2 separate regions of the Homo sapiens genome follow, and region 2 is linked to region 1. Evidence: chromatin loops called from intact Hi-C (ENCODE). Cell type or tissue: OCI-LY7. All regions are shown on one strand. Each heading gives the region's core, and the rest is flanking DNA. Links, peaks and the distances in the headings are about the cores only. Region 1 has its middle 8.5 kb from the start of LGR6. Region 2 overlaps SYT2 (synaptotagmin 2).

What was found. A loop is a pair of places that touch in the nucleus more often than their neighbours do. Peaks named below come from ENCODE experiments on the same cell type or tissue, not always from the same donor. Only the 100,000 strongest peaks of a DNase experiment are listed, where the experiment ranks them.
Region 2: it touches region 1 in a loop (3-fold over the local background); 3 of 110 quality-filtered maps call a loop at or near these places.

The regions. Positions count from the first base shown.
Region 1 is chr1:202,179,685-202,190,883 of GRCh38, reverse strand. It overlaps the pseudogene PTPRVP. Among named protein-coding and RNA genes, the nearest start is that of LGR6, 8.5 kb to the left of the region's middle. RefSeq lists a silencer at 1,826-1,875 and enhancers at 5,146-5,675, 5,794-5,843, 5,676-6,205, 6,900-7,399. In OCI-LY7, for the core only: CTCF peaks have their summits at 5,807, 6,010 (motif pointing left) and 7,009 (motif pointing left); a DNase peak (open chromatin) is centred at 6,013.
Region 2 is chr1:202,610,326-202,621,524 of GRCh38, reverse strand. The region is part of intron 1 of SYT2 (synaptotagmin 2); the gene reads left to right. Among named protein-coding and RNA genes, the nearest start is that of SYT2, 95 kb to the left of the region's middle. In OCI-LY7, for the core only: a CTCF peak has its summit at 6,932 (motif pointing right); a DNase peak (open chromatin) is centred at 5,334; H3K4me3 peaks cover 1,056 bases.

The DNA of each region.
Region 1 (11,199 bases), core at 1,786-9,785:
TGCCAAATCCCCCTCTGCGAGAAACACCCAAGAATGATCAATTAAAAAAAAATAATAAATAAATAAATAAATAAAAGAAGACGAGCCTCCTAGGAAGGCCAGAGGATGGGCCTACATGACCAGAAAGACCCACAGATAGAGCCACCTCTGCCCTATGGAAGAAAGCTACCGCAGGCCAGCCTGCACTTCCTTCACTCAACCATAGCCTCGGCTCCATCTCATTTGCAGCTCCTGCTGCTCCAATGTGAGATCTTCCCAGAGTGGAAAAGCCATGGTTGAGCCCTGTTTCAACCTCAGCAGCAGCTGCTTGAGACAGACTTGGGCAGCTCAGAGCAGAGCCTCCAGCCTGCTTTTATGAGGGTCATTAGGGGGCCCACCCTCAGCTCCTGATAAACATGGCATATGGAGGACACTGACATTTAGTCCTCCTGGGAGGGCACCAGTGCTTTAGTCTCATTCTGGGAAAGCTCCCGGCTGAGCAGCCAGCACGACCTCTGTACCCTTCTTCAACCAGCCCTGAGAAGGACCCTCCACTGACTTCTGACCCGTTGCACCTTAGTAGGAACTCAGGTTGGCCAAAGAGCTCTCCCCTCTTCCCCTTGGGGAGACCCAACTCCACTTCAGGGACTCTTGCTCTGATCTGTCCAGGTTTTCTCTGTGTCCTCCCAGGGCCTTCCACCAGGGGCAGTTAAGGTCCAGCATCAGGCACTGCACCTGGAAACTCCCAGCCTGACCAGGGAGGGAGGCAGGAGCTCATGTGGCCACCAGCAATCACGCACATGGTATGCAGTGCAGTCCTAGAGTGTGTGGGACAGACAGCTGCCTCCCCGCCCTCTTTTCTGGTCTCTGCTGCTCCTCCTGGTTTTTCCTTTCTCCATATGCCCTCCCTGCTTTCTCCTCCACCTCCTCCTATGTGGAGGGGAGGAAGGAGGAGAGAGCAAAGGAGCAGGGAAAACTTGGCACCTCCGCCTGAGGGGTGCCTCCAGCGCCTGCCTTCTGAGTAACAGGGTAGCTCTGGCACCTCCATCCTGGTGGGGGCTGAGGGTGGCCCCTGGGGGCTCTGGCAGGTAGAGAAGGCTGGGGATGGCAGGAGAAGGGAAGTGGGAAACAGGATAAACCCTACTGCATACAGCGTGGTGCGTACAGGGTGGTGGGGCAGAGGACGAACAATTTGGAGCTGTGATTCTGAATCCAGGGCTTAGCACCACAGGAAACTAGACGTGGAGAGACCAAAGTCTGAGGATATTTAGAAACTGAAGGATTAGCAGGGAGAGGATTGCTTCAGGGGAAAAACCAACACCATAGGGGCCATAGGTCACCTAGTTCAACCAGACTCCAGGTCCTAGCTTCCATCCCGGCTCCACGTTTGCCCACAAGACCCACACACGGGGCCCAGGTCTGAGGACGGACAGACAGAACACACTGAGCTTCACGCTTGGCCACAGGTCTTTATTCCAAGACCCTTTACCTTTGCAGCACAGGGCCCAGTGGAGGCCGCCCTTCTGGGGAGCCCAGGCCCACGTGGATGTGTCAGGAATGCTGTCCCCATCCCACAGGGCACAAACCTCTCCTGCACAGTGACCAGTGCCGACTCAGGGGCAGCCCGTCTGCCAGTGCGCTGTTCAGACAATTGTAGAGGTAGATATACTGCTTCTGGAGATGGACATAGGGTTAGGAGGCTCGCCCCGCCTGCCCCAATCTAACAGAAAAGGGCTCCCTTGTGTGTCCCAACCCCTAGGGCTCCATCTGGGAGAATGCACAGAGGTCCACAGCGCCACCTGGTGGCTACCCGGGTGGTGCTGCCTAGAGGCCTGGGCAGAAGCTCCCTCACCTCCCACCCCTTCCCACAGCTGAGCCCCCACGCCCCCACCCCAGCCCCATCGCCTCTCACCAGCGTTGGGGTCATAAGGTCACAGGCCTGAGACTGCTGCAGGGCCACGTTAAAGACATCCACGGTGCACTCAGACCCTGCCTGCTGCAGCAGCTGCTCCATGGCCAGGAAGGTGCCCAGCTGGGTCGCACCCTTGCTGCAACTGACCTAGAGTTGGATGAGGTACCTAAAGGGGGTGTGGCAGGGGTGTCCGGGGATGTGGCGGGGGTGTCCGGGGATCTGCAAAAATCCAACCTGGGTGCAGGGACTGAGAAGGGACACCGAACACTTGGTCAGCCAGCCAGCCAGCCTGGGCCCAGGGAGGGAGGCGGTAAATTCCCACCATATTCCTGAGGACAGGGTAGGGTGTGGGGAAGACAGGGGCATTGTGAGACTGTGTCCTTTTGGCCCATAACCCAAGCAGGGCCCAGGGAGATCTGAGGCTATGCCAGAGGGGCAGGGAGGGGCTTCCAGTGTCCACTCCCCCAAGACCATTGTCCAGCAACACCTGGAGTGGCTGAGCAGTGTGCCCGGCTTCTTGCTGTTGCCCCGAGAGCAGCACTGGCCCACAGCAGCCAGGAAGGGCAGCAGGGTGGTGGCGGGCAGCTCATGCCCAGGCTCCAGGTATGGAAACTGCAGTCTCTGCACCTCCCTTTCCTTCCTACTCTCCCCCTCGGGCAAAGACATGATCGGCATTGGTGCTGGAGAGGGCAGAGGGAGCCCACACAGGACTCTTCTCCCACACACCACCCCATGCCCTGTGGCCCCAACACCTACATGTGTGACCCTGAAGAGGGCACAGAGCCAGCCCACTGTGCTGCTCTCGGCCACCCAGTGCACTGTCACCATGTCTGTGACTATGGGCTGCATCTCCATTGGCCAGAATTCCTGTGGCTGGGACCAAGTTAGGGCTGCTCAGGCAACTTCCTGAGATCTCTGCCCCTGCCCTGGTTAGACAGCACCACAAACTACCCGCCTCCAACCTCAGCCCTAACTCCTGAGCCTCCCTTCCTCTGTCCTCTGCACTCTCACCTTCTCCATGGCATCGAGTGGGCACAGAGAGACAAGCACATGAGCCCCGTGCTGCCACACCAGCTCCCAGAGCTCCTCTGGCCCTGCGAGGCCAGTCAGCACCATATGATCACAGCCAGAGGGCCCACCCTGCAGAGCACAGCTCATTGGCTTCCAGAGACTGAGGGTGTCCCCTGCCCAGCCCACAACTCTGGGAGCCCCCAGCAGCCCCAGCCCGGGAAGTACAGGTGGTCAGAGAGGGCAGGAAACAGTGGCAAAACCAGCATCATCTCACAGGGAAGAGCCAGGCTTCAGGCATGTCGTCAGGGGTGCTCTCCTACACTGGAGAAAACTGCCCCTGAGAACAGTCATCTGAGGGAAGACAGTGAGGGTGAAGCTGCCAGAGGCCCCCAGCCCATGCTGGCCCCCTGCCCCTCCACAGGGTCCACAGTGAGACTCACAGGAGATGGGGCTGTCCTGCTCATAGCCAGGCAGGGGTGCGTAAGAGCCAGCCTCGTCCTTGATGGCCTGCAGCAAGAGCTGGGAAGGAGATGGGTACCCTGAGGCTGGGAGGTCCCACTGCAGGGCTGGCTCAGCAGGGGAAGGCTGCCCTTGGCTGTCACCCACTTCCTGGCCTGAAGTGTACCTCGTACTCCTTCAAGAAGCCAGCGTTGGCATTGGCTGCCCTCTTGGCACACGCCTGTGCGAAGTTCATCACAGAGATGGGCCAAGACCTGGTGGGGGGGTTGGAGAGGGAGAAGGCACTCAAGGTTCCCCAGCTCCCTGTTCTAGTCTGCTCGGCTCTGCCCATGAACAGGAGCAGGGAGCCTGCCTGTGGGAGGCACAGGGAAGCTGGGACTTACTCAGAGATGTTGAAGGGCCCTTCCAGAATCTTGTTCAGTAGGCAGCTGTGCAGGAAGACGTACTGGCTCTGCCAGGGGGAAGGGCATCAGGCTGCTCAGCGAGGAGCGAGGAGCGAGGAGCGAGGAGCGAGGGGGGCCTGCAGGGAGATTTTCCAGGCCCTGACCAGCAAGGCAGGGATCGGGTAGGAGGGGAGAGGGAGCCACTGAGAAACCTTCCCTCCACCGCTCTATGGTGTCAAAGCTGACAGGGTCCTGTCCCACCTCCCCTTTCACAGAATAGGGAGCACAGCCCAGATAGGATGGTGTTGTGTTTGAAACCCTCTCCCCAGGGTCTTCTGTATGCCCCATGAGCTCTCTTTCCTGGTCCCTCTTGTAGCCCTGTGGCCACCCACCTCCCTCCCACTCCTTCAGGGTCCCAGCTGCCCAGCCCAGCCTGCGAGGCCCTCACCAGGGTCTGGATCATGAGGGGCCCGTGCATCCAGAATGCAAACACAGCATGGAACACATCTACCATCTGCTCCTCCTCCAGCTGCTGCAGCAGCCTCAACAGGGCCACGAAGGTGCCCGTCTGGCCCATGCCCACACTGCGGGGACAGCCCCTGAGGAACTGAATGGGTGAAGAGGCTGCCCATGTCCCCAGCTCTCCCCACAGTCCGAGAGCCCCCGACACCTCCAGGCCAGGCAGGGGGCTCTCCACCCTATGCACTCACCTGCCCTCCTGCAGTGCACCAGGATGGGTCCCATGCCCTGGGTGGCCCTTGCCTGTTCCTGTACCAGCTCCATAAAGGTAAGCAGGGAGCTGGGGGCCTTGAGGATGCTGTGGTCAGGTCAGGTGGTGAATTGCAGTTACTCCACCCTCCGCTGCTGTTGCTGGACAACCTGAGAAGGGGGTGGGAAGGGGGCAAGGGGGCAAGGGGGCAAGGGGGCAAGGGGGCAGAGGGGCCCTGCTGCTGCTCCTTATCTTCCTAACTCTAGGCTCCCATGGCCCAGACCTCACACTTTCTTCCCCAGCTGCCTAAGGGCAGGGATGATGCAGACCAACTGTTCCTTGAGCGTGGCAGCTATGTCTCTCTCATCAGGATGCTTCCTGAGCCCTCGGGTCCTTCTCTAGCCTCCTGGGTAATCTCTGCATATAGAGTGCCCAAGCAGAGGAGTGATTCGGGTCCCTTGCTTTCCTGTCCCAGGAGTGCACAACCTGGGAAGGCAGTTGGGCACAGGGGGCATGGGGTGAGGCAGGAGCCCGGAGCTGGCATGGGGGAGGTCAGGAACCATCATGTCTCTCGTGCTCTTCCTTTCCCTCACTGTGCAGCCTCAGATAAGCCCTTAACCTTCTCTGTACCTCCCTACCCCTTCCCTAACACACACTTCCCTGGGTGGTGGCTGAGTACTTGTGGTCCTCCGAAAGAGAGGGCTCCAGGGACCCAGGAAGTGAGGCAACCTTCTCAGGGGTCTCAGCTCTAATGCCTGTCCCACCCCCTCATCCTTGGGGCACGCATGTGCTGCAGCTGGAATTCCCGCTTGGTCCACTCATCGTCAGCCTCCTCGGCTAGGAGGTGGATGGTGATGTGATCATGGGTGACCGGGGTAGAGTCGGTCAGCCAGTAATGCTCACACAGCACCTGGGACCAGAAGGTTGGAGAGGGGAAGGGTGGCTGTGAGCCCAGCCCTATCACTGCTGCCCCCTGCTTTACCCAGTCCCACCCCTCCCTGCCCACCTTTCTGGTCCCTGACACCCTGCTGGGATTCTGCTCTCTGTAATGACCCAGCTCCAAGGCTCCCTCCTCCAGGAGCTGCTCTCCCTTGCCTGGGCTCCGGCACCCTTGCCCTCAGACCTCTCATGACCCTCAGGATTCTGAGTCAGCCACCAGCTTGCTGTGCCAAACAGAACAGCCCTTATTCCGCGGCCAGCAGCCCTGGGCTCACTGCTCCAGCAAGAGGACAGACTCGGCAGCCTCTCTGCGTGTCCCAGGGCCCTGCATCTGCCAGGCTTATCGAAAGGAAGGATCCATGATGGTACCTTTGACACCGGCCCTGGGCAGTCCCTACCCCTTGGTGCCTTCTCTGCCCAGGGCAAGAAGCCCGTAGAAACTAAGCCAAGCTGGAGCTTACATACCTGGTTCCTCCCACTGCCTCCCCATCCCAGGGACCACCCCATCCTGGGTCTGGGTGGGAGGTGGTTCCACCACCCTCCAGGCCTGATTGGCCTCACTCCAGTCTGCCCCGCCTTCCCTGCGGGAAGATGCCAACGGGGCCATTCCCACAAGGAGAACGTGCGCCACCTGGTGGCCTTTCCAGGAGCCTGTAAGGCGCATCACCCTCCTGTTCTCCATGCCGACGGTCAGCATGATGATGATGCGGACCTGCTACTCCCGCACCAGCCGCCAGAAGTTCTCCAGCGTTTTCTTGAGAGGCGCCTGAGAGGCAATGAATTCCTGTGGGTGGGTGGGTGGGTGTAGCCCTGGGGTGTAGGGGGCAGAGGTCAGGAACATGTTAATGGGCGATGTTTGGTGTCAAACACACAGCAGATTTCCAATATTTGACCTCCAGGAGTGAGGATGCTGTGCACACACCTACATGTGTGCAAACACACGAACACGTGTACACCCAGAATGCAAACCAGGAGGGCTGACTTCAGAGACACCACCCCCGTCCCTGTCCCACCCCAAAGGGACAAGAAAAACCCCGATGAAAACAACAAGCTACTGACATGAGTTAAATAGCCCACCTAGACCACCCTCTTCACCCACCCAGAGTCACCTTCCTAAAACCAAACTGTGTTTCTTCCATGCTCAAAAATCTTCTGTGGCTCCCCATTGCCCACCAAATAGAGTCCAAAGTCCTCAGCCTAACAATCAACCCCTCCTTCATTCAGCCCCAGGCTATCTTTCCCATTACATCTCCCACCACCCAGCACCTCCCCACTCCCTCACCCCTACGCACCCCCCACCACACACACACACACACACACACACACACACACACACACACACACACACACTGCCTGAACGTTACTGCTTGGCTGTTCTCTGGCTGCTCCTTCCAGTCAATAGAATGTCCTTCCCTCTTTCATCACTTATCAAAATGTTACTCATCCTTCAATAAACCAAATGTCCCCTCTGGGAAGCCTTTCTTAATTCCTCAGGTGGATGAAATTTCTCCTTCCTCCATGTGCCCTGAGTACAGTGTTTTTTCCTCTATTACAGCCCTTGTCACAGTGTGTGGTGAATGTCACACACATGCCCACATGCTCCTTTGAAGGTGGGGAATGTGGCTAACTCAGCTCTGCCTCCTGCAGGCCCAGCACAGAGCCCAGCACACAGTAGACCCTTGCTAGACACCTGCTGGATTGAGCTCATGAAGCCCAAGCTGGTGATCTCCTAGAGAGCTGTTACAGCTAACAAAGGCCAGTGTGGCCTGCAAACCAGCCCATCTCCCGAGCAGATCCCAGATCCCATGGACAGCCTCACTGGTGGCCCTTACTGGGATGAAGTTGGCATTGATGTAGTCAGAATGAGGCTCTCCCTCCAGCTGGGTCAGCCTGACCCTGGAGTGGTCGTCTGCAGAGAGTGAAAGCTGTGCATTCAGGGCTGGGCACATGAAACCCCCTGCCCCCATGCCAAGCCCTAGCCCTCTGCCATGCCTCCTCTCCTGCCCCCAGCACTCACAGGGAAGCACATGTGGGTAATGGTTCTTGGTGGTGTTGGCAGCGTACTCAGCCTCCAGTCTGGGCTGCTCCTTGCCCACCTCCTTCAGCTCCTGCAGGGATCAAGGGCAGGCACTGGTTGCTGAAGTAGACCCATCTCACCCCATGCCAGGTGAGGGGCAGTGGGGGCAAGTGTGCAACTGGGAGTTCCCTCCAGACCTTCAGACAGGTCCCAGTCTTCCCTCCTCTGAGCCCAAGGGTGGTAAAGGCCTTACCTCGAATTGCAAAAAGAAAGCCTGGTGTGCGTGAGCACTCTTGGCCTCATAGCTCTGCCTGAAGCTGTGGATAGGGATGGGCCGGTGGGTCTACCTGGTGGGAGGTGGAGAGGGTAGCCCCCACAGCCTTAGGTTTGCAGAGTCCTGCCCTGCCCTCCCCTGGGTGACGGGTACAAAGCAGGGGACCTCAGAGTCCTGGCAGCACAACCTGATCACCTGGGGGCCTGTTGGAAACGCAGATCCTGAATTCCACCCTGGGTGTGGAGCAGCGTGCATTTCCAGCAAGCTCCTCCAACGCCCAGCCTGGGCTGCAAACCACCAATGTGGAAGAACAGAGAAGGGACAGGGGACATGTACGCATGTGCACACACACGCGTGAGTCTCACAGTCTCCCTCCCTAGGTCCTGAGGAGGGCTCCTGTGCACAGCCAGTGCTCAGTTAATGTCAGCCCCACAGGAGGTTGACATGAGGAAAAGAGCTATGGCCTGATACCGTCTACGAGGTTGGTCAGGGAGAAGGTGGGAACTGGAGAAGGTGGGAACTGGAGAAGGTGGGAACTGGAGAAGGCATGCATGATGGTTAATATGGTGTCAACTGGGTTGAGTCACAGTGCCCAGAAAGTTGGTCAAACATTATTCTGGATGTTTCCATGAAGGTGTTTTTTGTATGAGATTAACATTTAAAGTGGTTCACTGAGTAAACTCTAATGTGGCTGGGCCTCATTTAATCAGTCGAAGGCTTTCATAGAACAAAGACTGACCTTCTCTGAGCAAGAAGGAATCCTATTAGCAGGCTGCCTCCAGACGCTTCCCAGAGCCTTTGGCCTGCTGGTCTACCCCAGATTCCTGGACTCACCAAGCCTCCACAATCACATGAGCCAATTCCTCAACATCTGTCTCTTCCCCCTCTCTCCCTTTCCTCTCCTCTCATCTCCCCCACCTTCCTGTCCTCTCTTTCCCTGCTCTCCTTCCTCCTCTCTCCCTGCTCTCCTCTCTCCTCTCTCCACATACACCCTGTTTGTTCTGTTTCTCTGGAAAGCCCTGACTTATGTATGAGTGCATTTGGAGGAGGAAGAGGCCACATGGGCAGAGAGGAGTGGGGAGCGAGAGGTCCAGGCATTGAAAAGGCATTTGGGGAGGTGTGGTGGCTGAGGAAGAATGGGGGTCTGGCAGAGCCTTGCAACCCCCTGACTGGGACACAGTCACAGCAGAATGGGGGCCAGAGGAGCTTCAGCAATGCCACCATGGCCCCCACAAGGCAGGGAGGTGCAGGAAAATGCACTCACCGCAGGTTGTAAGCTGTCAGCTCTTGGGAAAATGGATTCTTCCCTGCCCTGCAAAGGGTGAGGGGGCACGTGGGAGGCAGCCCCAGGGGCAGGGAGCTGGCCCACTCTGGTCATGAAGTTCTCCCCAGCCCCCAGCCTTCCCTCCCACTCACCTCTGCCCCTTCACCCGCCTCCAGCACAGCAGGCCCAGCACAGCACAGATGGTGAGGACACAGCCCACCACGAGGCCCTCCATTACCGGCAGGGGCACTGATGCCAGGGAGACACCGGCCCAGGGCTCTGTGGAGAGAAGGGAAGAGTGGAACACAGCAGCCTTGTCCCACAAACCCTGCGAGGTCATGCCAAGCTCTGCTAGACCTGGGACCCTCTGGGTGAAGGGTACAGTGACAAACCCCATCTACACTAGTAGTCCCAGATATCAAACTGAGGCCAGAGATGGCTGCCTGGGGGGAACATCTGGATGGGAACTGGGAACACCCAGCAACCCCTCCCTGCACCCAGCTCCTCAGGATGCCCCAAAGACCCCACCTCCCTTCCCTGACACCATCAAAAGAAAAGAAAGAGGGCAGAGGCCTGGTTTCCTGGACTTTCTAGAACCGCACTGTCCTATACGGCAGCTACCGAACATTTGAAATGTGGCAATTCCAACTTATGATTTGCTGTAAGTGTAAAATACACACCAGATTTCAAAGACATAGTAAGAAAGAAAAGAATGTAAAATATCTCATTAGAAGTGTTTTTGGCCAGCTGCAGTTTCTCACACCTGTAATGCCAACACTTTGAGAGGCCAAGGCAGGTGAATCACTTGAGGTCAGGAATTCAAGACCAGCCTGGCCAACACGGTGAAACCCTGTCTCTACTAAAAAATACAAAAATTAGCCTGTAATTCCAGCTACTCAGGAGGCTGAGGCAGGAGAATCACTTGAACCTGGGAGGCAGAGGTTGCAGTGAACCGAGATCATGCCACTGCATTCCAGCCTGGGCAACAGAGAAAGACTCTGTCTCAAAAAAATAAAAACATTAAAAAAAAGTGTTTTTAATGGGTCACCTGTTGATATTTTAGATATTTTGGTTTAAATAAAAAGTCACTAAAATTAATTTCACCTGTTTCTTTTGACCTTTTCAATGTAGTTTTTAAAAGACATTTTAAATTACTTATGTGGCTTGCCTTACATTTCTATTGGTCAGAGCTGTTCTAGAGCCCGGATGGCCTGGGAGCATCCGGGTATAGAGGGGCAGCGTGAGTGTGGACAGCAGCAGACCACCGCAATGCCTCAGACTCTCCTGCCTGCACTCTCAGTTCGCCCAGGCCGAGTCTGGTGCCAAGAGCACCTTCGTCGCTGGCTCTGGGTCTCCCCACTCTGCTCGGCAGGACTTGTTATCCCAGTAGTCTAAGCTCAGTCCCTCCTGCTACTGGTTGGTGATGAGCCACACAAGAGGGTTCCCAGCTCTCCTCCCCATCTCCAGGGCCCAGCTGGAGCCCTTGCCCAGTGCCCACCCTACCCGAGAAGGCTGAGAAGGAGTTAATGGTCTCAGGAGGGCTGTACCTGGTAAAGGCTGCAACGCTGAACCTGGGCAGAGAAACAGGACCTTTTGTTGGGGAAGGGCAGGCAAATAAGGTGAAGTCCCTCCCAGCAATCTGGGTCGCGAGCAATAGACACTCAGATAGCAAGCGCTCCCTGGCAGGGGTGTCCGGGGGAGAGAAGAGGCAGTCATGGGTTCTTAGTTTCCATTTCTGGTTGGGCCAGTAAAGCCCCTTCCTCATCCCTCGTCTGCTTATTACTAGAGACAGAAGCTAAAAAGCACAGCCACAGGTTGCTAAAAGCCTAAAACAAAACAGAACAGAACCATAACAAAATAAGGCAGGCTGGGCAAGCTTGGCAGAGGTTACGTGTCATGCTATCTGCCATCTCACAGCAAGCCCCATCTTCTGTGCCTGACAGTAAGAGGAAGCTCTAGAAATAGGTACCTGAGCCTGGCACAGTGGCTCACCCCTGTAATCCCAGCACTTTGAGAAGCCGAGGCAGGCGGATCACCTGAGGTCAGGAGTTGGAGACCAGCCTGGCCAACATGGTGAAACCCTGTCTCTATTAAAAATACAAAAATTAGCTGGGCATGTTGACCTGTGTCTGTGGTCTCAGCTAGTCGGGAGGCCGAGGCAGGAGAATCGCTTGAACCTGAGAGGCAGAGGTTGCAGTGAGCCGAGATCAGCCACTGCGCTCCAGCCTGGGTGACAGAATAAGACTGCCTCA
Region 2 (11,199 bases), core at 2,011-10,010, 430 kb before region 1:
AGGAGTTCAAGACCAGCCTGAGCAACATAGTGGTACCCTGTCTCTATGAAAAACTTTAAAACTAGCCAGGCATGGTGGCGCATGTGTGTGGTCCTAGCTCCTTGGGAGGCTGAGGTGGGAGGATTGCTTGGGCCCAGGAGTTTGAAGGCTGCAGTGAGCTATGATCACGGCCCTGTATTCCAGCCTGAGCAACAGAGTGAGACGCTGTCTGTAAAAAATAAAATAAATTTAAAAACACACAAACCCCCCTCATTTGTTTTCTCCTTTGCAAGGCTGAGGATCCAGCTCCAGGGTTCTGAAGTACCAGAGGGTGGAAGAGACAGGCAGATTTTCGTGGGGTTCAAAAATTTAAAGATACAGAAAGATACCCAGTGAAATATTTTCCAGCTCCTCCTTTCCCAACTCCGCTCCCCAGAAGCAACTACAACTAATGTCATCAATTCCTTATGCACCTTTCCAGAGCCGTGCTGTGAATATAGAAGCATACAAGCATACATATACTTCTCCCCTACCCTTTTACACAGGTATCATGCTCACTCCCCTGCACACCGATTCTTCCACTATCTCCCTTGGAGATCATTCCCTGTTCACCCACACAGAGCAAAGCTCCAGGGCATCTGGGCCTTCTGTGATTCTCCCATGTAGGCTGACCATGGGCTGAGTGAAGACCCTCAAAGCAGAACATCCCAGAACTACTGAGAGTGTGAGTGTGAGTGTGCGAGGTCGTCTCACCCCACCTTCCTCCTCCAGCCTAGCTCCCCTTCCCTCCTACTCAACTTGATTGTCAATCAAGTCTCCCTTTAGTTTAGGTACAAGAACTGTGGCTGAGCTCTGAGCATATCTGGGCATTTGGAGTTAAGGAAAGAGAGAGCCTCTAGACATGTTGTTTCTGCTTGTTATAAGAGGGCTTATAACAGGGGGAGAGATGGTGGCCCCTTCCCCCTGCACTCCCCATCCCGGCGTATCCCTAGGCTCTCTGTTGAGAGCATTCTTTTTGATACTCACCTGAAGTCCTGCTTTCTGCCCTGACAGCTCTCTACATGATAGAAAAAAAAAAAGGATAAGATAAAGGATAAGCCAACCAGGTTGTCACCTGCTCCCCAACTCCTAACTCACCCCAGGCCAAGTGTGGCTGTTCTCCCTAGCAAAGGGGGCCAGAGGCAGTTAACTAGTACTCCAAGACCCCAGCATGTTTTAGGGTCTGTGCAGGGACATGCATGCCAAGCATGGTTCCTCCTGGACCCATTGCTCCCAGCCCTGGGGCCACTTGCAGAGGCCTGAGTGCTTGGGACTGACACTGTCACAGGGGCCAAGTGGCCATCCTGGGCAGACAGAAGGACAGCGGCCAGTGGACCAGGGAGAGAAGGGAATTCCTGCGTGGATTCTGTTTAGTGACCTTGTTTCTGGTCTACCCCTGCTTCTCCAGCATCATTTCCCACTATTGGAGACTCCCCCTTCCTGAGCTTTCCCTGAGGACTGGGCCCCCTACCTTGCTCCTGAGCAGGAGACCTGGCCTCAGTCAAATTTAGACCCGGATCTTTACTCTGATCAACTGTGTGACCTTGGGCAGGTCACTTACTACCTGTCTGAGCAGAATTTGCCTTGCCTTTGAAATGATGCTGGTAATTGTGCCCTCTTCCCAGGTGGGTTAGATGAGAACATCTGTGCGCTCATCAAACAGAGCTATGGTGATTGAACCTGTTGTTGCCACCAATGTCCTCCTGCCTGCCCTGCTCTGATGCCCTCCAGGTCTGCAGTGCCTTTGAGGCTTATTTTACTTCCAGCAACCGGGCTTGGACTTTGACCTCTCTGGCAAGTCTTTCTGAATTACTTAGAACCTCATTTTTTCAAAGTGTGGTGCCCAGATCACCTGCATCAGAGGAAATGGGGATGTTGTTACAATGCAGATCCCTGGGCACATTCCAGTCCACTGAGTTTTCTGAGTTAGGCTCTGGGAGACAGGGTGCAATGGCAGAGGGTCTGCATTTTAACAAATTCCCCAGGGGGTCTTGATGCAGGCCAAGCCTGAGAGACCCTTCCTCAGTCCCTTCCCTTGTGTGTCTTCTCCCTTGTTGGGGCCTCCCAGACCCCTACCTCTTCAGACCTTGACCTGTGGCCCAGCAGGCTGGGAGCAGGCATCTCTCCCCACCCCCAGCCTCCCTCTCCGGGCAGCTGCAGCCTTCACCTAATGGCGCCATTTCATGCTTTCCTGCTCGGGTGATTCTGACCAGACAGAGGAGTTCACTCTGTCCTGGGAGCCCTGGCACCCTGATCCATTTATCATCCTCAAGTCTTCCAGCTGGCTGCTCTCCCCGGGACTGCAGCTCCCAGCCATGCGGGAGGCGAGGCAGCTGTGAGTTCCCGATAATTTGGCTCTCCCTCACACCGTTCTCGCCGCCATTCCTCCCCAGCCATAGGAGCCCTGCCTCCTAGAGTGGGGGAAATAGTCCTGGAGGCGGAGGAGGCTGCTGGGCTGTGGAAGGAAGCACTGGACTAGGGGTCCAGGGATTTAGATTCTTCCTCCACCAAATGCCTGTGCGACCTTGGACAACTGGCTTCACTTCTCCAGGCCTCCAGGAGTCTTGGGTGGCATGCAGGGTATGAAAGGGCTCCTGCTGTTTTCCTTCTTTTTACATTTTTTTTCTCTGACTCTAGAAGGGACAGCAGAGCCAGGTGACAGGGGGTCACATCAGAAGGAGAGTCAGCTGAGGGAATCTTGGTCTCTCAGCTACTGGCGTGTCTCCCAGGGAAAATGGAAATGCAACCGAAGGGCAGCCTTGGAAAAATAAGCAGTGGTTCTCTACATGCTGAGCAGATGTGGGCTGTGGGAAGGACATGCGGTCTCTACCCATGCAACATCTCATTTAATCCCAGCCTCAACTCGAGGGTTTAGGAATAAAAGCTGCATTCAAATAGTTAAGAAGTCTGACACTCAGAGAGGTGAAAGAAACCACCCGAGGTGAAATGACTCATAAGGGGGTGCGTCTGACTCTCTATGGTCCCAGGCCTGCTGCAAGAGGAGAGGAAGGGTGGGCAGTTCCCAAAGCTGTGTGCAATGCCCCCACTTCCCATGCCAGCTTTGGGGTCTCGCTGTACACACACACACACACACACACACACACACTCACACCAGACCTTGGTTCCTTCCCAATCTATGCTTGGGTGGGTGTCCCTGGATATAGCCTGATGACAACTGAGTCTTAACATGGTTTGTGGAAAGAGCCCTGGGCCCAGAGCCAGCCTGTACTGCACGGGGGGACCCTGGGAAGGCCACTTCCCCACAGAATTCAGTGTCTTCTGTGAAATGACATAATGTGACCCAATCTCAAAGTCTGTCCTGCTTGATCATTTACAGACCCACATATTTATTGAATGTGGGCAGATTACTTGAGGTCAGGAGTTCGAGACCAGCCTGGCCAACATGGTGAAACCCCGTCTCTACAAAACTACAACAAATTAGCCAGGCGTGTGGTGGGCACCTGTAATCCCAGCTACTTGGGAGACTGAGGCAGGAGAATTGCTTGAACCTGGGAGGCAGAGGTTGCAGTGAGCCAAGATCGTGCCACTGCACTCCAGCCTGGCAGACAGCGAGACTCCATCTCAACAACAACAACAACAAAAAATGCGTAAACAAGTGAGCGTCCCAACAAAATTTTATTTACAAAAATTAGGTGGGGGACTGGATTTAGCCCCTGGACTGCCGTTGGCCAATGCCTGCACTAGAGCAACAGCAGTGAGTAAGACCAATGAGGTGGCTGCTTATACAGTCACAAGCTGCATGAGTACCATGGGGATGAGAATGGAGAGCTGGGAAAGCAGGTGGTTGAGGCCTTGATGCGGGGGTAGGGGAGGAGGGAGCCATGGGTGTGGGGAGGAAGGCGTTCTTGGAAGTACTGTTTGAGCTGAGAAAGATGTGTAGACTGTATTAGTCTGATCTTGCACTGCTATAAAGAAAAACCTAAGACTGGGCAATTTATAAAGAAAAGAGGTTTAATTGGCTCGAAGTTCCACAGGCTGTACAGAAAGCATGATGCTGGCATCTGCTCGGCTTCTGGAGAGGCCTCAGGAAACTTACAATCATGGGGGGAGGTGAAGAGGGAGCCAGCACTTCACATGGCCAGAGCAGGAGGAAGAGGCGAGGGAGTGGGGGTTGGGGGGTGCTACACACTTTTAAATGACCAGTCTCATGAGAACTCACTATCACTAGATCTGACCCTGTGATCCAATCACCTCTCACCAGGCCCCACCTCCAACATCAGGGATTACAATTTGACATGAGATTTGGGCAGGGACACAGATCCAAACTGTATCATAGGCTTTGGCTCCTTGAAGGGGGCACAGCATATACAAAGGCCCCGAAGAGGGTAATACAGTGTATTAGGGGAAACAAAAGAAGGAGTGTAGGCTGGTGTTAGCAACCCAGGGAGGGAAAGCTGAGGTGCTGCTGGATGGAGAGCATGAGGGGCTGTAGGCCACGCTAGGGCTTTCGGCCTGTCTCCCTGGGATGGCTTTTCATTTTTGGCGACATGACTGGCTTTGCATTTTATGAAGATTGCCTTGGTGGCAAATACGGAACTGACTGGAGGCGAGCAAGAGGAGACCCAGAAGATCAGGCAGCTATGTCGGGGGCCAGTTGACCTGTGGGCCTGGAGCTCGGAAGTGGCTTGACTCTGACAGAAGAGGATGGCACTGATGCCTGGGTGCAGAAGGAACCACGCAGGGAGACACCATGGCTGAGAAGGGAAGGACCTCAAGTGCAAGCCTGAGGCAACCGAAGGAGGAGTAGTCACAGTTATGACAAAAGCAGGCAGCGGCCAGCTGACCACAGCTCAGGGGTCCAGCTCAAGGAAAATGAAAATGCGCCCTGGGTTTAGTGACCTTGTGTTCATCATCCATGACTTTACAAAGAGCTACTTCAGCAGAGGGATGGGGCAGAAGCCACAATGGAGGGGCTGACGAGTGAGGTGGACGTGACGAAATGGGGACCATGTGTGCGTGTGTGTGCACGTGTGTATATGTGTGTGCATATGTGTATGTGTGTGCAAGTGTGTGTGCGTGGTCACGAAGGGGAGAACAAGGCAGCAGGTGGGGCTCATTTTTGGTGGGTGATGTGATAAACTGGACTGGTCCAGCCTCAGCTGAGGGAAGGGGGAAATGTTAGGCACAAGAAAGGGCAGGGATGGCAAAGACTTCCTGAGAAGTCAGGAGGGATCCTGCGCAGGAACGGGAACTGGCTTAACCAGAGGAAAAGCCCTCAACTCACAAGGGGTCAGGAGGAAAGGTCTGTGGTTTGACCCAAGGTTGGGACATTTTGAGAGATTTCTCGCTTCTGCTTTTCTTTAAAATAACAGCAAAGAGAGAGGAGGGGTGTGAGGGAGCCACAGGCCTGCGGAAACTGGAGGAGGAGGCGAAGCTGGTGGGGAGGCGTTTCCTGCAGTTTCTGTGCAGTGCAGAGGGCCTGGGTGATCCTGGGGATTGATGGGATACAGGCTGCCCTTGTACTGTGGGGGGATTTTCACCAGGGGGCTCAGCAGTCGGGGGTAGCCATGGAGAAGGAGAAAGCTGTCAGTGGGATTTCTCCAGGGCTGGCGCTTTGCCAGGTGAATACCACAGAAATGCCAAGGGAGTGTGGGGAATTGCGAACAAGTTGTAGGCACCACGGACCATGGTGGGAAAAGAAGACTAGAGGGGCTGATGGTGGCCCAGGGAGGTCAGGGAGACTTCTCCAGGAAGAGCATTCTAGGCTGAGGGAGAGTAAGTGCCAAGACTGTGGGATGGGGGTCTGTTTGGTGGGTTTGTGGCTGGTGGCAAGAGGCCAGCATGGCAGGAACTGCGTGACTGAGAGCAAGGACAGGAAATGCCTGTGGGAGCCAGCCAGGGGCCAGGCCAGGCAGGGATCTTATTCTAAATGTGACAAGAAGCCACAGGAGGGTTTTAAATAGATCAGTCTGGCTGCAGTGTGGAGATCAGGCTGAGTGGAGGGGAGTGGAAGCTTCCAGATAGGAGGCTACTGTGGTACTCCAGCTGGAGGGTGGAAAGTGGCCAGATTTGGAAGGCATTGTGGGTGGTTGATGAGTTTGCAGACACCTGGGATGTGGGGGGGTGACCCCACATGGATGGGAAGGATGACCCCAAGGCTTCTGGTCTCAGCACCTGGTGCCATGTACTGGGTGCATAACTGAGAGACGGGCCCTGAATCCACCCCATCCACTCTCTGGGCCCACTGCCCATGCCTGCCTTTGACATGAGCCTCCTCAGGCATCTTCTATTCCCTTGCTGTCTGGGCAGCTATGGCCTCCTGGTTTTGTTGGAGTCTGGAAAAGCTTCCAATCTGCTGCTGCTGCTTCATGGACTCCCCACATTCCCTCTCTGCAGCTCTAAGTCATTTTCCTCTGGTGGATTCCCCGGGAATGCCGTCTGTCTTTCATAAGAGCTCGGGGATGACATTTGTTATTGGCTGTTTTCAACTCTTTCCCCGCTTTCCTCTGGAGTTATGCTCCACCCTAGTCTTTTTACTCACGACAGCCAAAGCGAAACTTTTAAAATATACATTTGTACATGTTACCCCTGCCCCCACCCTAAAAGGCCTCCCACAGCTTCTCATTCCTCTTTGGGAAAGACAAAACTCCTTGACGCGGCCTATGGTGCTCCTGATCCTGCCCTGCCCGGCCTGCCAGCCTCACCCTGAACCGTGATCCATCCACTCCAGCTGCCCTGGCCTTCTCTCAGGCTTTGGACTCACCACACTGCATCCCACCTCTGGGCCTTTGCATAGGCTGTGCTCTCTGCCTAGGCTGCCCTTTCATCTCCTCTTTACCTGGATAAATACTCACCCTTCAGGTCTCAGTTCAATCATCAATTTTTCAAGAAAGCACTTTTGCTTTCCCAGATTAATTCACGTATGCCCCATTATAAATGCTCACCACCACCAGATGGCTCTCCTTTCTTGCACTTCTCATAATTACAATTTTATATGCACTTATGTGAAGTGCATGGTAAATTCCATGAGGGAAGCATGATATGAGCTCAGTAAATACTTGAGTGAGTGAGTGAATGAATGAATGTGTCTCTCACATCTGTTCTCTCTACTCCATTCCTTACCTTCCCATCCTAGTGCAGGTCTTTACCATTTCTGGTCTGTGGAACCAACCTCCCTGCTCCACTCCCCATGGAGCTAACTTCACAAACCCCACTTATAACTGCTCAGCACCCTTCAGTGGTTCCTGCTGGGTATAGAGGGAAGTCTAATCTCCTTTTCTGGGACTCCAACACTCCTGAGATGCAGTTCTCCCCCTTCATTCCTGGCCTGCAGATTCCCTGAACCTCAGGAGCATTAAGCGTCTTCATTCCTGGCTGGTTTATTTGACACCAAGCAGCTTTACTTTGCTACAGGACCATTTCTGGACGGTCAGTCTGGAGAGAAGGCCTGCATCCACCATGAACCTTGGGTCCCTCTACGGTGCCAGGGCCACTTCCAGGTGCCTCAGATAAGGTTCAATGAACACTTCTCAGATTCACATCCAACCCACATTTATTGAATGCCCTCTATGTGCCAGACACAACCAAATTTATTTTTAAAATTTTCACGGCAGTTCTGAAAAGTAGGTATTATTTTCCACAATTTTATATTGAAGAAATCAAGTTTCACAAAGGGATTTTTGGAGTCAAATGACAAGTGGTTGGCATTCTTGGGACTACATTCAGCCTCTTCCCCCAGCCTGTGCTGCCTCCTGCCTGCCCTGCAGTGGAGAGTGAGAGGGTGGGGTGCTGCAGGGACCGTGGACCGGCTGTGGGGAGCTGTCTGCAGAAAGGGGAGGAGGACTGCCAATCCAGCGGCAAGGGTAGAATGGAGGAGCTAGGCTCAACTGATAAATGGCATCTACAAAAAGCCCACAGCTTACATTATATTAAATGAAGAAAGATTGAAAGATTTTCCCCCAAAGATCAGGAAAAAGACAAGAATTCCCACTGTCACCACTTCTGTTCAACAGTGGACTGGAAGTTCTAGCCACGGCAATTAGGGAAGAAAAAGAAAATGGAAAACTATCTTCATTTGCATGATTCTATATATAGAAAATCCTAAGGACTCCACCAGCACACACACACATGCACACACACACAAATTATTAGAACAAATGATTTCAGGCTGAACGCGGTGGCTGATGCCTGTAATCCCAGCACTTCGGGAGGTGGAGGCAGGCGGATCACCTGAGGTCAGGAGTTCAAGACCAGCCTGGCCAACATGGTGGAACCCCGTCTCTACTAAAAATACAAAAATTAGCCGGGCATGGTGGCACATGCCTATAATCCCAGCTACTAGAGAGGTTGAGGCATGAGAATTGCTTGAGCCCAGGAGGCGGAGGTTGCAGTGAGCCGAGATTGCACCACTGCTCTCCAGCCTGGGCGACAGAGCGAGACTCTGTCTGGAAAAAAAAAAAAAAAAAAAAAAAAAAAAAGGAAGAACCAATGAGTTCGGCAATGTGGCAGGGTACAAGACTGAGATACAAAAATCTATTATATTGCTATACACTAGCAACGAACAATCTGAAAGTGAAATTAAGAAAACAATTCCATTTATAATGACATCAAAAAGAATAAGATACCTAGGAACAAAAGAAGTGCAAGATGTGTAGTTGAAAACTACAAAACAATCTTGAAGGAAATTAAAGGTCTAAATAAGTGGGAAAATAGTGGAAAACTCAATGTTGTTGATATGATCCCTGAGCTGATCTACAGATTCAACACAATGCCTATCAAAATTCCAGCTATTTTGTAGAAATTAACAAGGTGGTCCTAAAATTCATATGGAAATGCAAGGAACCCAGAATAGCCAAAACAATCCTGATTAAAGAAGAACAGGCCTGGTGCAGTGGTTCATGCCTGTAGTACCAGCACTTTGGGAAGCCAAGGCAGGTGGATTGCATGAGCCCAGGAGTTCGAGACCAGCCTGGGCAGCATGGTGAAACCCCTTCTCTACAAAAATACAAAAATTAGCCAGTTGTGGTGGCATGGGGCTGTAGTCCTAGCTACTCAGAAGGCTGAGGTGGGAGGATCAATTGAGCCCGGGAGGTCAAGGCTGCAGTGAGCCATGTTCACACCACTGTACTCCAGCCTGGGTGACAGAGTGAGACCTTGGCTCAAAAAACAAAGTTGGAAGACCCATTCTGCCTGATTTCAAAACTTACTACAAAGCTACAGTAATCACGACAGTATGGTCAATAGTAGGCAGGTGCTATTAAAAAAAAAAATCAGTGTGGTATTGCCATGAGGTTAGACATACAGATAGAATTGAGAGTCCAGAAATAAACCCTCATATTTGTGGTCAGTTGATATTTTACAAGGGAACTAAGACAACTGGATGGAGGACAGAATAGTCTTTTCAACAAATGTTATATACCAAATGGATATCCACATACAAACGAATGAATGTGAACCCCTTCCTTACGCCATACTCAAAGTGGATTGTAGAAACATAGTGGAACCTAATTTCTAGAAGAAAATTAAAAATTAGCCAGATGTAATGGCACATGGCTGTAGTCCTAGCTACTCGGGAGGCTGAGGCTGGAGGATCACTTGAGCTCAGGAGGCCATGGCTGCAGTGAGCCATGATCATGCCACTGCACTTTAGCCTGGGTAACAGAGTGAGACCCTGTCTTAAAAAATAAGTGGCTTGTAGACTTGAATGTGAGAGCTAAAACTATGCAACTCCCATAAGAAAACAAAGGAGTAAATCTTAGTGCCCTTAGGTTTAGTGATGGTTTCTTGGATATAGCACCAAAAATATGGCAGCAAAAGAAACAGCTAAATTGGACATCATCAAAATTGAAAACTTTTTTGCTTCAAAGGACACCATTAAAAACTGAAAATATGACCAGGCACAGTGGCTCATGCCTGTAATCCCAGCACTTTGGGAGGCCGAGGAGGCCAGATCAACTGAGGTCAGGAGTTTGGGACCAGCCTGGCCAACATGGTAAAACCCCGTCTCTACTAAAAATACAAAAATTAGCCAGGCATGGTGGTGAGCGCCTATAACAATCCCAGCTACTTTGGGAGGCTGAGGCTGGAGAATCACTTGAACCTGGGAGGTGGAGGTGGCAGTGAGCTGAGATTGTGCCATTGCACTCCAGCCTGGGCAACAAGAGTGAAACTCCATCTCAAAAACAACAAAAAAACACCACACACACACAAAATGAAAATATAACCCTAGAATGAGAGAAAATATTTGCAAATTATATGTTCAAAAAGGAACTGGTATGCAGAATATATAAAAATTCTTACAACTCAATAATAAAAAGACAAAATATTTTAAGATGACCAAAGGATTTGAATAGATATTTCTCTATGGAAGATATACAAATGGCCCATAAGCACATGAAAAGATATGCTACATCATTAGACATCAGGGAAATGCAAATCAAAACTACAATGAAATGCCGCTTCACCTCCACTGGGATTACTATAAACAAAAAGACATAATAACAAGTGTTGTCCTTTTGGCTTAGGATTGACTTGGCAATGCGGGCTCTTTTTTGGTTCCATATGAACTTTAAAGTAGTTTTTTCCAATTCTGTGAAGAAAGTCATTGGTAGCTTGATGGGGATGGCATTGAATCTATAAATTACCTTGGGCAGTATGGCCATTTTCATGATATTGATTCTTCCTACCCATGAGCATGGAATGTTCTTCCATTTGTTTGTATCCTCTTTTATTTCATTGAGCAGTGGTTTGTAGTTCTCCTTGAAGAGGTCCTTCACATCCCTTGTAAGTTGGATTCCTAGGTATTTTGTTCTCTTTGAAGCAATTGTGAATGGGAGTTCACTCATGATTTGGCTCTCTGTTTGTCTGTTGTTGGTGTATAAGAATGCTTGTGATTTTTGCACATTGGTTTTGTATCCTGAGACTTTGCTGAAGTTGCCTATCAGCTTAAGGAGATTTTGGGCTGAGACGATGGGGTTTTCTAGATATACAATCATGTCATCTGCAGACAGGGACAATTTGACTTTCTCTTGTCCTAACTGAATACCCTTTATTTCCTTCTCCTGCCTGATTGCCCTGGCCAGAACTTCCAACACTATGTTGAATAGGAGTGGTGAGAGGGGGCATCCCTGTCTTGTGCCAGTTTTCAAAGGGAATGCTTCCAGTTTTTGCCCATTCAGTATGATATTGGCTGTGGGTTTGTCATAGATAGCAAAGCTGGAG